2 separate regions of the Homo sapiens genome follow, and region 2 is linked to region 1. Evidence: chromatin contacts called from ENCODE POLR2A ChIA-PET data. All regions are on one chromosome and are shown on one strand. Each heading gives the region's core, a stretch centred on a gene start or an enhancer-like site at or near the end of the contact. The rest is flanking DNA. Distances are from core to core; before and after follow the strand shown.

Evidence for each region. ChIA-PET counts read pairs that join two places held with the same protein, here RNA polymerase II (POLR2A).
Region 2: POLR2A ChIA-PET joins it to region 1 with 17 read pairs in activated T-cell. The contact joins two enhancer-like sites. POLR2A ChIA-PET finds 5 or more read pairs at or near these places in 3 of 52 experiments (HCT116, activated CD4-positive, alpha-beta T cell and activated T-cell).

The regions. Positions count from the first base shown.
Region 1 is chr13:27,009,932-27,016,670 of GRCh38, reverse strand. No RefSeq gene overlaps it. Among named protein-coding and RNA genes, the nearest start is that of USP12-AS1, 110 kb to the left of the region's middle. Within about 2 kb of position 3,675, at least 2 of the 41 ENCODE cell types and tissues checked have a DNase peak (open chromatin) inside an H3K27ac peak, as active enhancers do.
Region 2 is chr13:27,805,157-27,811,707 of GRCh38, reverse strand. No RefSeq gene overlaps it. Among named protein-coding and RNA genes, the nearest start is that of GSX1, 16 kb to the right of the region's middle. Within about 2 kb of position 2,672, at least 2 of the 41 ENCODE cell types and tissues checked have a DNase peak (open chromatin) inside an H3K27ac peak, as active enhancers do.

The sequences.
Region 1 (6,739 bases), core at 2,426-4,925:
CTCAGCCTCCCAAAGTGCTGTGATTACAGGCATGAACCACTGCACCTGGCCCCCATTTAATTCTTTTAGATGCTGATGGGATTCAACTTGCTTTCCTATTTTTTTTTGATTTTTCACTGATGGTGTATAGAAATACAGCTGATTTTTGTGTGCTGACTTTGTGAGAGCACAAGACTTTGCTGCAACCTCTGCCTCCCAGGTTCAAGCGATTCTCCTGCCTCAGCCTCCCGAGTAGCTGGGAATACAGGTGCATGCCACCACACCCGGCTACTTTTTTGTATTTTAATAGAGACGGGATTTCACTGTGTTGCCCACGCTGGTCTTGAACTCCTGAAATCAGGCAATCTGCCCACCTCGGCCTCCTAAAGTGCTGGGATTACAAGCGTGAGCCACCGAGCCTGGCCCCAGTCTTGTGATTTTTTTTTTAGTGAACACCTTTTAGGGTGATTGTTTGGTTAGAATTAATTACTGTAATTTAAGTGTTTAGATAGTGGTTGGCACATAGCAAATGTTGAATGGGAGGTTGCTATTAATATTATTGTTGTTATTAATATTATTTTAGAAAATTTGAAAAATGAAGATTATACAGCAAGAAATAAAAAATACCTTTAACTCTCCTATCCAGAGGCAGCCATTGTTTACATTTTATATTTTTTTCTAATCATTTTGAGGTATATATTTTAATAGTTAATATATAGATATTAAAATTTTTATTATTTATCATACAGATCACATGTAAATTATAGAATACACATTTTTAAAAAGTCACTACACAAAGAAAACTACTTTTCTTGTTTATATTTATGTGCGAATGTGACTATAATATGATTTTATATCTTGACTTCTAAATGTTACATCATAAAACCTCCCAGCCGGGATTGGTGGCTCACGCCTGTAATCCCAGCAATTTGGGAGGCCGAGGGGGGCGAATCACCTGAGGTCAGGAGTTTGAGACTGGCCTGGCCAACATGGTGAAAACCCGTCTCTACTAAAAATACAAAAATTAGCTGGGCGTGGGGGCACATGCCTGTAATCCCAGCTACTCGGGAGGCTGAGGCAGGAGAATTGCTTGAGCCCAGGAGACAGAGGTTGCAGTGCGCTGAGATCTTGCCACTGCACACCAGCCTGGCCAACAGAGCAGACTGTGTCTCAAAAAACAAGCACAAAAACAAACAAAACAAAACAAAACCCTCCCCCTGCTCCATAATGTCTGTAAGGACCGTTTAGTGCCCCGCGGCATGGTGTGGAGGTGAGTGGCCAGCCCTATCTGGTCATCAGGCGCTTGTATTGCCAAGTGATTTTGCTCTGTTTGGGCCTCTTCCCGCAGGCTCCCCCTGGCTCCTTCCAGCAGGTCCTGGAGCTGGCGGGGGCACCCAGGGGGATTTCGTACTGACGGCCCCCAGGCCGCCCAAAGCGGCAGATCTGTGAATTCTGAAATTGGGGAGCAGAGTGGCGGAGGTGAGGAAGGGCCCACCTTGTTTCCACCTCCTCAAGTCCCCTCTCTGTGGAGCCTCGCTGGGGGGCCTGGGGTAGGAAGGAGACTCCCACACACAGTTCGGGCCTAGCCCACTTTGCTGAGGTCCTGGAATCCGTCCCTCATCTGCCCAATCCCCTCACTTGTGTTTCCCAGGCTTTCCCGGCCAGGGCGCAGGGCCCGTGGGGGAGGCTCCCAGTGCTGGGAGGGGAGCGGGCCAGCATGCAGAGCGCACTCGGTGCGCGTGGGTTCTCCCTCTCTGCCCTCTCCCGATGTCTCCGACTCTCTCCCTAGGGCAGTGCTACTCTCCCTCTTGCTCTGTCTTCCTCTCTGTTGCCCTCCTTGCTGCTGTGACCATCATGGGACTCTGGAGACCAATCCATCCACACTGACTTTTTTCTCTATCCTCAAATGGGCAGTGTGTAGAACTGCCCTAATTCAAATGGCCGTTTGGAAGTGCTTTCTTATGAGAGGGGCTGGTTATGGGAAGTGAGTCAGCGAGGAAGGCTCCTCATGGAAGAAGAGGTCGGCAGCCTTGCACTCTGGCCTGGTGCACTCTGAGGGCAGCAGGTGCTGTCCTTGGCGCAAGAAAGCTGTGAGAGAAAAGCTGGGAGCGTGGCCGCCATCTGTGCGCCCGCGGTGTGGTGGTGGATGATGGAGCTCTCAGCCTCTATGTGTGGCTACCGCACAAACCAGCCAGCATTTCCCAAATGCTGTATTCCATCCTGGGCGGGTGGTTTTTATCTGGAGCCACTGCGATTTTGTCTTGACATCCTAGCATTGTTGAGGTGGTAACTATTAGGGCTGCAATTGAATATGACTTTAGAAGAATCTTTAGTTTCATGGAAAAGAATGGAATCCAGATACCAGTAATGCAGTCTTCAATATTTTTATCGTGTTCTTTTTATATTAAGGAGCATTTTTCAAGCTCCTGTCAACTCCCTGGCATTAGGCTCTGATGTGCTAAGACACGCGCACAATGCACACCTCAAACATTTACCAGCTACCTCGGTTCACCTCGTGCATTATCCCGGAAGGCTATGTTTTGCTATGCTTTTGCAAATATGAGCTTTTCTATATTAAAAACCCAGTCATTCAATATCCCAAACACATCTAATCCTCCTAGTTCAAAATGCCAAACAATGAGTTTAATGAAGAAAGCATTATCTCTATGTGAAGACCTTAAATGGAAGCTGCCAAATCCTACAGAACCGACTCCTCTCAGTACTGGGAATGACTGGTTTAGTGGTTCTAAGCATTGCTGCAATTTCCAAAGCCATAAGTGTAGATGAGAAAGTCCAAATGAATTTCTAGAAGTGATGCAGAAGTTAATTAAGATGTCTATATATTTGATCACATTTTCAACTTTTCCTTTTCCTTTTGTTTTTTTTTTTTTTCTTTGAGACAGAGTTTCACTCTTGTCCAGGCTGGAGTGCAGTGGCACAATCTCAGCTCACTGCAACCTCCGCCTCCCTGGTTCAAGCGATTCTCCTGCCTCAGCCTCCTGAGCAGCTGGGATTACAGGCGCCTGCCACAACACCTGGCTAATTTTTGTATTTTTAGTAGAGATGGGGTTTCACCATGTTGGCCCAGCTGGTCTTGAACTCCTGACCTCAAGTGATCTGCCCGCCTCGGCCTCCCAAAGTGCTGAGATTACAGGTGTGAGCCACCACACCCGGCCGTTTTAAACTTTTTAATAAACACATGTCTCAAAGGACCTACATCTCAAAGGCAGGAAAGCATGCTCTAGGATTTAAGGGTGTAAAAGATTGATCCCCTGTGATGTTCGGCACCAACGCAAACCAACAGCAATAAGCCCCATCCATCCATGCAGGTATTACAACTTTCTGTATGAGTTCAGATCATGCTCCTCCCACCGTTTACAATGGGACACCATCCCCAGTGCTTCCCAGCCCACCTCTACAAGCAAACTGCAGCCTTTTTCAAGGTACAGTGCCATATGCATTGTAGTATTTTTGTATTTCTTAACCATGTAACATGTGCAAAACTGTGCTACTGTCTTCATTCATTTTTAATATGTTGCTGGTGATGGTTAGAGTTTTTCCCCCAACCCCATTTACTCCCAGAAGCCCCATGCTGCTTACCGAGTGATTTTGTGGTGTGTGGAATTTTTAGGAACACGTACGTCACATTTGTATTTGGAAATGGTTTGTCAGCTGCATTACTTAATTAGGCTTAGTAATCTTGCCACATGGCCCTGAGTGACTCATGAGGTGTGGGGAAGGGATGGGAACAGGGGAGTTTGAGCCTGTTTCAAGATTTTGAGGAGCCTTTCACCTATTTATTTACCATTTTTGCCCTCTATCTTTTTATTGTATAAATTTAAGTTGTACGATATGATGTTTAAAATGCACATTGAAGTGATTACAGTCAAGCAATTAACATATCTATCACATAGTTACCTTTTTTTGTTGGTAGTAAGAGTACCTAAAATCTTCTCTCTGCAAATTTTCAGTCTACAATGCAAATTAACCATAGTCCTCACGCTGTGCTTTAGACCTCTAGACTGACTCATCCTACATAGCTATAACTTAGGATTCTTTGACCTGCTTCTTGCCGATTCCCCCATTCCTGGTAACCGCCATTCTACTCTCTGCTTCTATATATTTGATTTTTTTTTAAAAAAAAGGTTTCCACATATAAGTGAGATTATGCAGTATTTGTCTTTCCATGTCTGGCTTATTTCACTTAGCATAGTGTCCTTTGGGTTCATCTTTTTTGTCACAAATGATAGGATTCCATTCTTTTTCATGGCTGAGTAGTATTCTATTATATGTATATAAAAATTCCTTTACCTACTCATTCATGAACATAGGCCGATTCCATATCTTGGCTATTGTGAATATGGTTGCAATGAACATGGGAGTTCATCACCACTGTTTCGGGTAATGTTTTTTTCTCTTTTGACTAACAGGGAGTAGACTCACAATACATGTGTATTGAGTGAACACATGTTTGGTGTGTGCATTAAAAAAATTCAGTCAAAGCATTGTATAGTCATACATCAATTGCAGTAGGAAAGCCAGCAGCTAGTACCTTCTCAGCTAAGAGAAGACAGAAAGCAAAATTTCCTCTAGTGTGTTTCCACCTCCATTCACTTCACTCTCCTTCAGCCTTAAAGTCTGAGTGAGGCTGGTACCTCATGGCTGGAAATGCTGCATTTCCCCCAGATGGGGCAGTGATTACTCCTGTCCTCCTCTCCACCGGGGAAACTGGCTCAGCTGTACCTTGTCACTCATCAGCCACCTTCCTCCCAGGCACAAGTGCAGGTGGTTGTTCTCTGGGTTCCTGGGTCCTTTAACTACAGAGAGACCAATGTGGGTTTGCTGCGTGGTGCATTCATTTCTGCTTGCTGCTTGTCAAGCTGGTGGACCCCAGTACACAGCATGACTAGAGAGACACAGAAGCCCTGAGGGGTAACAGCCTAGCCCCTGAGCATGCCTAGTTCAGCTCACAGCCCAGTGCACCTGACAGCAGAGTGGGGCCGGTTGAAAGGTCAATGCGTTGAACGGTCAATGCAGGTATGTAGATTGCCTTGTTTGGGGTAAAATATACATTATTTGGCACTGGAATCAGCCAGGCCAAGAGTCTGAATTGTGATCAAGGTCCTTAATCTCTCCCAGTTTCTCCTTCTGTAAACTAGAGATAAATGTACCTACCTCATCAAATTGTTAGGAGGATTGTGTGATAAGGCAAACTTTCCTATCACTTCCCCTCCAACATTTCATATGATAAAATAATTATCTCCTATCTACCCTTTGAAACAAACAAGCTGACTTGTCTGCCTATCAGACATGTCTTTATCATAAGCCATTGATGAATAAAACTGAACTTTTCCACCTTGTATTTCACACAGGAAAGCCTTTGGGTAATTCTTTACACAGTAACGGTAACTGGAAAATCTGATATATTAATATGCTCTCTGTCTCTCTCTTCGTTTTCAAATGTAACTTGCTACTTGCACACCCTTATTCTTTCATATAAATTTCAGAGTGAGTATGTAGAATTCCTCTCCCACCTCCAAATCCAGCTACAAACATAACTGCACAGATAAAAAGATTTATTTCAAGTGACTTTGAGCAAAACAAAACAAAACAAAAACCGCGACTGTGGGATATATCCTAAGATCAAAAATAACAGCAAAGAAATTTTTAATCTTGTTCAGTTTTTTTTTTTTTTTTTTTTTGAGATGGAGTCTTGCTCTGTCGCCCAGGCTGGGGTGCAGTGGCGTGATCTCGGCTTACTGCAAGCTCTGCCTCCCGTGTTCATGCCATTCTCCTGCCTCAGCCTCCCGAGTAGCTGGGACTACAGGCGTCTGCCACCACGCCTGGATAATTTTTTGTATTTTTAGTAGAGATGGTGTTTCACCATGTTAGCCGGGATGGTCTCGATCTCCTGACCTCATGATCCACCCGCCTCAGCCTCCCAAAGTGCTAGGATTACCATTACAGGTGTGAGCCACCGCGCCTGGCCTGTTCAGTTTTATTAATTGTAGTAATATTATAGTAATTTTGAGATGAACGTATATTGTAAGATAAAATAAATAGGTAAATTTGTTGATATAATATGAACCAGGGTTTTCAAGGTAAGAAAAGCGAGATATAAATATAACATTAAAGAAGAAAACAAACCTCTCATGTTGAGTTGATAATACTGATGTCAAGCATGATTTAAAAAAAAAAACAAACGTATTTCCAGCTGGTCGCAGTGGCTCATACCTATAATCCCAGCACTTTGGGAGACCAAGGCTGGTGGATCACTTGAGTTCAGGAGTTCAAGACCAGCCTGGACAACACAGTGAGATCCTGGCTCTACAAAAAATTAAAAAATTAGCCAGGTGTAGTGGCCTATAGTCCCAGCTACTTGGGAGACTGAGGCATGAGAATCACTCAACCCAGGAGGTGGAGGTTGAAGTGAGCCGAGATCACACCACTGCACTTCAGCCTGGGCAACAGAGTGAGACTCTATCTCAAAAATAAATAAAAATAGAAAACTTGTATTTCCTAGCTCCATCCACTGAAAGAGCTAGACATAGTGACATGACTGTGGTAAGGAGCATGCTTAGAATCTGGGCCTTGGTTTCTTGTTTTAGGTTGAAACATTACTACAAAGATTACTATTTTTGTATGTCAAAGATGGCTGAATGTCAGCGATTTTGTATAGTAAGTGTAATATTGTTCCTCACCTAGGAACCAGGGCTTTTGGAGAAATGACTGTCTCCAGATCTAGCCAGAGAAAGTATAA
Region 2 (6,551 bases), core at 1,423-3,922, 800 kb before region 1:
AGTAGCCCTCTTGGTGATCAGATCGGCAGGTCATAAGAAGGGTAAGTAGCATACAATAAACCATTTTGAGAGAGAGAAAGAGAGACCGTATTCACCTAACCTTTATGACAGCATATTATCATTGTTCTATTTTATTATCCATTATTGTTGTTAATCTCTTGCTGTGCCTAGTTTGTCAACTAAACCTTTGTCATAGGTATGTATGTACAGGAAAAATGCATACTATATATGGGGTCCAGTACTATCTGCAGTTTTAGACATCCTTGGGATCTTGGAACGCATCCCTTGAGGATAAGGAGTGATTACTGTACTGTATATAAAATACCCATTTCCTTTCTTCCTGTCACATGCCATGGCTGCCTATCATTAGCTTGTTCATTTATGTGGTTACTTGCTTTTGAGGTCTTTTGCCCCCACTGGTATGAAAGCAGTGACCTTGTCTATTCTGTTCACTGTAGTATGCCTAGAACCACTGGCCTAGTGCATGGAAGGAGCTCAATAAACCATGTTGGGTGAGTGAATGTGAATTAAGAAGGTTTTAGGGTTGAGGCACTGCCCCTGGCAGTATTGTTTGCCTATTTATTTATTTATTTATTTAGGAGGCAGGGTCTTTCTCTGTTGTCCAGGCAAAATGTGCAGTGGCACAATCATAGCTCACTGTAGCCCCGACCTCTTTGGGCTCAAGCAATCCTCCCACCTCAGCCTCCTAAGAAGCTAGGACTACAAGCACACACCACCATGCCTAGCTAATTTTTTTAAAAAACATTTTTTGTAGAGATGGGGTCTCACTATGTTGCCCAGGCTGGTCTCAAACTCCTGGACTCCAATGATCCTCTCACCTTAACCTCCCAATGCATTGGCATTGGGATTACAGGTGGGAGCCACCATGCCTGGCCTTATTTACCTTTTAAAATAGGGACTTTTGAGGACGTTTTTGCTTAAGGAGACTGAAGCTATTAAAAATCTCCAAAGGTCCAGGGCCTTAACTGTTTACAAGGCACTTGCCCATATGGTGACTCATTCATTCATTCAATAAATACTCATCACATTTCTGCTATGTGCCAGTCACTTGCTGATGGGGTGGTATTTGGGGTGAGTCCTTGCAGCTCATCACCACAGACCCAGGGGCCATTGCTTGGCTTCTCCAGAGCTGGCTCTCAAGGCCTGTTGCTGAGGTGGAATGCAGTACCAGGCTCAGAATATTTGTGTCCTGACAGCTACTCTGGTCTGTGTGCCCCGAGGTAAGTTGTTTCCACCTCTCTGCACTAAAGCTCATGTGGAAAACAGAGATCATAATACTAAAGAACTTGCAGGATCAAGGCTCTCCTTCAACCCTTCCCTCCTTCCACGTCCACCATGTGTGCTTCCAGCTCTCCTGAGTTCTCTTGACTGAAACTTGAGGCACTCAGCCTCCTGCAGCCAAGCCCATCTGGATTCCCTCAGAAGAACTTTCACCAGGGAGATTCAGGAAACTGCCTTCCTGCTGGTCGCCGCTTGTCCAGTCAGCGTTTTTCCAGTAACTCTTCAATGAAGGCTGCTCAGGCTAAGGCGTTGTCATGTAGAGATGTTTGCATTTTATGGGGGTCAGGGCTTTCATGGAAAGAGTGGACCTTGTATGAAGGATCCTGGCTCTGCAGCAGGGAAACGAGAGGGAAGTTTCTTGGCAGGGTGAAGGAGACCTTCGCTCAGATCACTGCAGTCAGGAGTTGGTTCTTGAGCCAGGTGTGTACCTGCAGGACCTCTGAGGCCAGTGCGGGGGATTGTGTGCTGCCTCTGAAGGACGCCGCCATGGAGCTGGCTCCCTGACCACTCTCGTTCCCTCACATGGCTCTTCCACACTGCAGCCAGTGAGTCCTTCAAACACAACCTGATGGTGCCAACCCCCTGCTGAGAACTCTGCAGTGAGTTCCATTGCCCTTAAAACAAAAACCACTATGCTCACTCTCATCAGCCAGGCTCAGCACCCCCTCTCCAGCCCTGCGTTTCCAGGAACTGCCCCCGCTCCTCACACTCCGGTTCCTGGGCCTTCTTTCAGTGCCTAGAGCATCCTGTGCTTTCTCACTGCAGGTCCTTTGCATGGGCTGGACTTCCCATCACTTCCTTCCCCACCTTGTCTGTGCCTCCTCAACTCCTCCACACCTGAAGATCTCAAGTCCCCCACAAGCCCTGTTAGGTTTCCTTCTTCTGCTCTCCTCATCTCACTGTGGCTTCTCCTCCAGCGTGTGGTGATTTGCTCAGTCTTTCTCCTTCATATTCTCAGGAGTGTCAGCCTCATAAATCCATAGTTCTGCTCACCATCACCTGATACATGGACAAGTTGGTGCTCAACGAATTAATATTGAATGAGCAATGCTTGCATCAGCAGGGAGGGGAGGTCTGAGTCAGCTGGGATGTTCCAGAAAGGATCAGGGGCTCAGTGGCTTTTTTGTTTTAATGGTAGACTAGAGTTTTATTACTACTCAAATCAGTCTCCCCAAGAATCAGGGATCAGAATATTTAAGGATAATTTGGTAGGTACAGGCTAGTGAGTGGGGAGTGCTGATTGGTCAGGTTGGAGATGAAATCATAGGGAATTGAAGCTTGTCCTCTTGCGCTGAGTCAGTTTCAGAGCCCAGGGGCAGAGGCTGAAACCACAGTGGTCTGTCCAGCAAAAGGTGGAGCCACGGAGGGAACTCAATCACTGCTGGAGATGCTGCCTGAAGGATCTGGGACTGTTCACATTACCTCTGCTTGGCTGAGCCTGGGCCTGCCTAGAGAAGCCAGACCTGCTCACAGCCCCAGAGAGGCAACTGTGTGCTGTCCTTCAATGCTGAAGCAGCCATCACAGTTCCCGTATCTGACAGAGGAGCTGACCCTGTGCGTAGGCTGTCTTTCTGCACGAACAGCAGATCTGAACACGTAATGGGCATATGCGTTTGCTTGGGCTGCCACAGTAGAAGTACCACAGGCTGGATAGTAAACAATAGAAATGTGTTTTCTCACAGTTCTGCAGGCTAGATGTCCAAGATCGAGGGGCTGGTAGCTTTGGTTTCTTCTGCAGCCTCTCTCCTTGCCTTGTAGAGGGCCAACTTCCCGGTGTGTCCCCACAGGGCCTCTCCTCTCTGTGTCTCTTTCTGTCCTAACCTCCTTTTCTCATAGTGATATCAGTCAGTTTGGATTAGGGCCCACCCTAATGGCCTCATTTCAACTTTGTCACCTCTTTAAAAGGTCCTATCTTCAAATACAGTCACATACTTAGGTACTGGGGGTCAGGGCTTCAACATATGAATTTGGGCGGGGGACAGAATTCAGCCCATAACAATAGGTTATGCCAGGATGCATGCCATGATTTGACCCCACATGGAGACATATGATTTGTCTTCACAACAGGAGACATAGAGAATATAAGGCAGACACGACAAACCTTGATTATTTTTTAATGAGACTATGTACAACATTTGCAGCTCCACAACCAAACTTCTACCCCCAAAAGTACCACATGCAGGGCCAGGGAGCATGTCGCCGATCTTACTCCCATCCCTGCTCCCTCATCAGTTCAGGTTACATCTCCCTCCTGGTGCAGAGGTGGAAGCCATCTTCCACCTCTGTGCCTATCCCAGCTTCCTCGGGGCAGGGGGACAGGTAGGTTACCTGTCAGGCAGAAGCCTTTGCATTCTGTTCATTCAGCTCAAACTGCCCCTTCTTGGAAGGGGACTGACATGTGGCTGTGGGAAAGCTGATCTCCTTTTCTGTAAAAGGAAACTTTGGGGCTGGCTTCTCAGACAATGGGCTCTTCAGAGAAGTGGGTTTTTTAGGGAAGGGTTTGCAAAAGGCATCAGGGTTAGTTTGAAGACAAAGGGGAAGTGTCTCTGTAAAGGGGGTGCAGTGGAGCTGTGGAGAGGTGACCCTTAAGGAGCTGGGAGAGGAGCCAGATCCCTATGGTGAGCTGGAGGGTGTGAGAGTTGCAGTGGCATGGTCTGTAAGCCGGAGGCAGAGGGAAGAGAGAGCACGCACTAAGAAAAACAATGCAAAGATTCTGTGCTCTTATTGAATTCATCTTGCTCCAGGTGAGAAGGAGAACATGAACCTAGGCACAGCCGGTGCTTGATGAGTGCCCACTGTGTGCCAGGCCCTGGGGACATGAAGATGAGGAAGACTCTGTCTCCTGCCTTGAGGAGAACCACTTAGCTAGAAGGGACAGATGGGCACACAGAGTGCCGTTCACTGTGGTCAGAGTGCCCAGCAAAGTGCCCAGCGTGGAAACCGTGCCCACGTACTCATGAGTCAAGGAGGAAGTGCTGTCCACAGCAGATGGGGTGGAGGGCCTTAACTCCACCTGGACAGGTCGGGAGGGCTTCCCAGAGGAAGCTGAGGAGGAGGTGGCCAGGCTGGGGGTGGAGGAACAGAGCATCCGGGCAGAGGGAGAGCATTCGGGAAGGCAGGAAGCAGCCAGAGGGCATGGGCACATCCAGGATTGGAACCCTGGCCTCTGCTGCGTTCTAATTGTGGCTGACATCTTTCTTCAGCCTTCTGTTTGTGCTTCAGGCCCCATGCGTTCCAGACCTAACTGGGCATGCCTGCTTGGATGGCCCTTTATAGTGTGCACAACCCTGTCAGGCATCCAAAAACCATGTGACTGGGAGTTTGGTATTAAGCTGTATTATTGAGTTCACAAACTCAACTTTCAGAAATCTAACCAAACAAGGGATTTGCAAAACAGTTTCAAACAGAGCAGAGCCAACTACATTTCCCATGACAATCAGCTTGTTTACCACCCCAAGGTACACTCTAGCCACTGTTGACACGCTCATTTGCATGCTAATACCCAGAATGCCTTTCCAGCCCTACTGCGCTTCTATCCTGCCAGTGAGCTGAAAGGTTTATTTACACATACAATGCATGACAACTTCATTTTCTGAAGCATCTTTCATACAAACCGTATCCCCAAAATGCCTTAAGTTGGTGAAAATTTCAAAATCCTTTTACCCTTCTTTCTGGGCTGAAGTGGAGTTAACTTATGCATGCCCAAATTAACATTTTAATTAAAAGATACTTGAGCGAAATGAGATTTTGGTTATTCAGCCATGTGTCATATTATGCTTGGTGTATTAAGCCAAGTTTATGAAGAGAAACTACACGGCCACAGATAGATCAGGCAACACAGAGAGCTCCACGTGTACATCGGACTGAGCTAGGATCAACAGAGGAACGTTAATGGATGACTTTCCTACAGCTGGAGTTCCCTGGCACTGTGACCTGTGAGATCACACTTATCTAGGGGCATTGGGCATAATGGCACAGGTGGTAAAAACACAAACACCTACCAGCAATTTTTCAATTTTAAGAGTACAGCAGCCAGGACGGGTGGCTCACGCCTGTAAGCCCACATCTTGGGAGGCCAAGACAGGAGGATCCTTTGAGCCCAGGAATTCAAGACCAGCCTGGACAATATAGCAAGACGCCCATCTCTACAAACAATAAAAAAGTTAGCTGGGCATGGTGGCATGCAAGTGTAGTCCCAGCTACTCAGGAGGCTGAGGTGGGAGGATTACTTGAGCCCAGGAGGTTGAGGCTGCAGTGAGCTGTGATTGCACCACTGCACTCCAGCCTGGGTGACAGAGCAAGATCCTGTCTCAAAAACAAAAACAAAAAGTGTAGCAGGAAAAAAAAGATGAAGTGAAATGGTAATCCTGCAAGTTTTCAGGAGCAGGTGTGCTAGATTTTGATAGTAGTTCAATATTGGTAAAAGGATTTTCCTGCCTTTTTTGTCCCAGAGGAAAGCAGTATAAGAGACCTTCAGGAAAGTCATGTTTGAAGATGTTATATAGGAATAGCCAGATTTTATGTTAAATGCATCTTTGAAAGTGGTTTGGTGTCTTCTTTTTTAAATCAGTGGTGCAGCTACTAGGCTTGGATATTGGGGATGGTAGAGAGAGGACCATGAAGTCTGAGGCCTCTTGATTATGCGAAATGCAATGGGTAGTCAGATGGTTACCCTGTGGAAAACAAATTAACAGCCTCATAACTGGCTCATAGAGAAGAGGCAACATTTTGAACAAGTTAGAAATGCGAACTCCAGAGTCAGACTCCTGGGCTGGATTTCCAGGGTCTCCACATGCTATCAGCATGACATTTGGGAGTCATTTTACCTCTCTGTGCCTCAGTTTCTTCATCTGGGCAATGAGGATTACAATAATTCCTACTTCATGGGGCTTTCATGAGGATTAAGAGGGTTAACAGGTGTCTGGTAGTGCTGGCTGCTATTGTTATTAATACACTACAATAGCCCATCACATGCTTTGGTTTTGAAGACCCTTTACACTCTTAAAAAATATTGAGGGCACCAGGCCACCAAAGGGTTTTTGTTTATGTGAGCTATCTCTATTAAAATTGACTGTATTTGGGCTGGGCGCTGTGGCTCATGTCTGTAATCCCAGCACTTTGGGAGACCAAGGCGGGTGGATCACCTGAGGTCAGGAGTTCGAGACCAGCCTGGACAACATGGTGAAACCCCATCTTTACTAAAAATACAAAAATTAGCCGGGCTTGGTGGCACACACCTGTAATCCCAG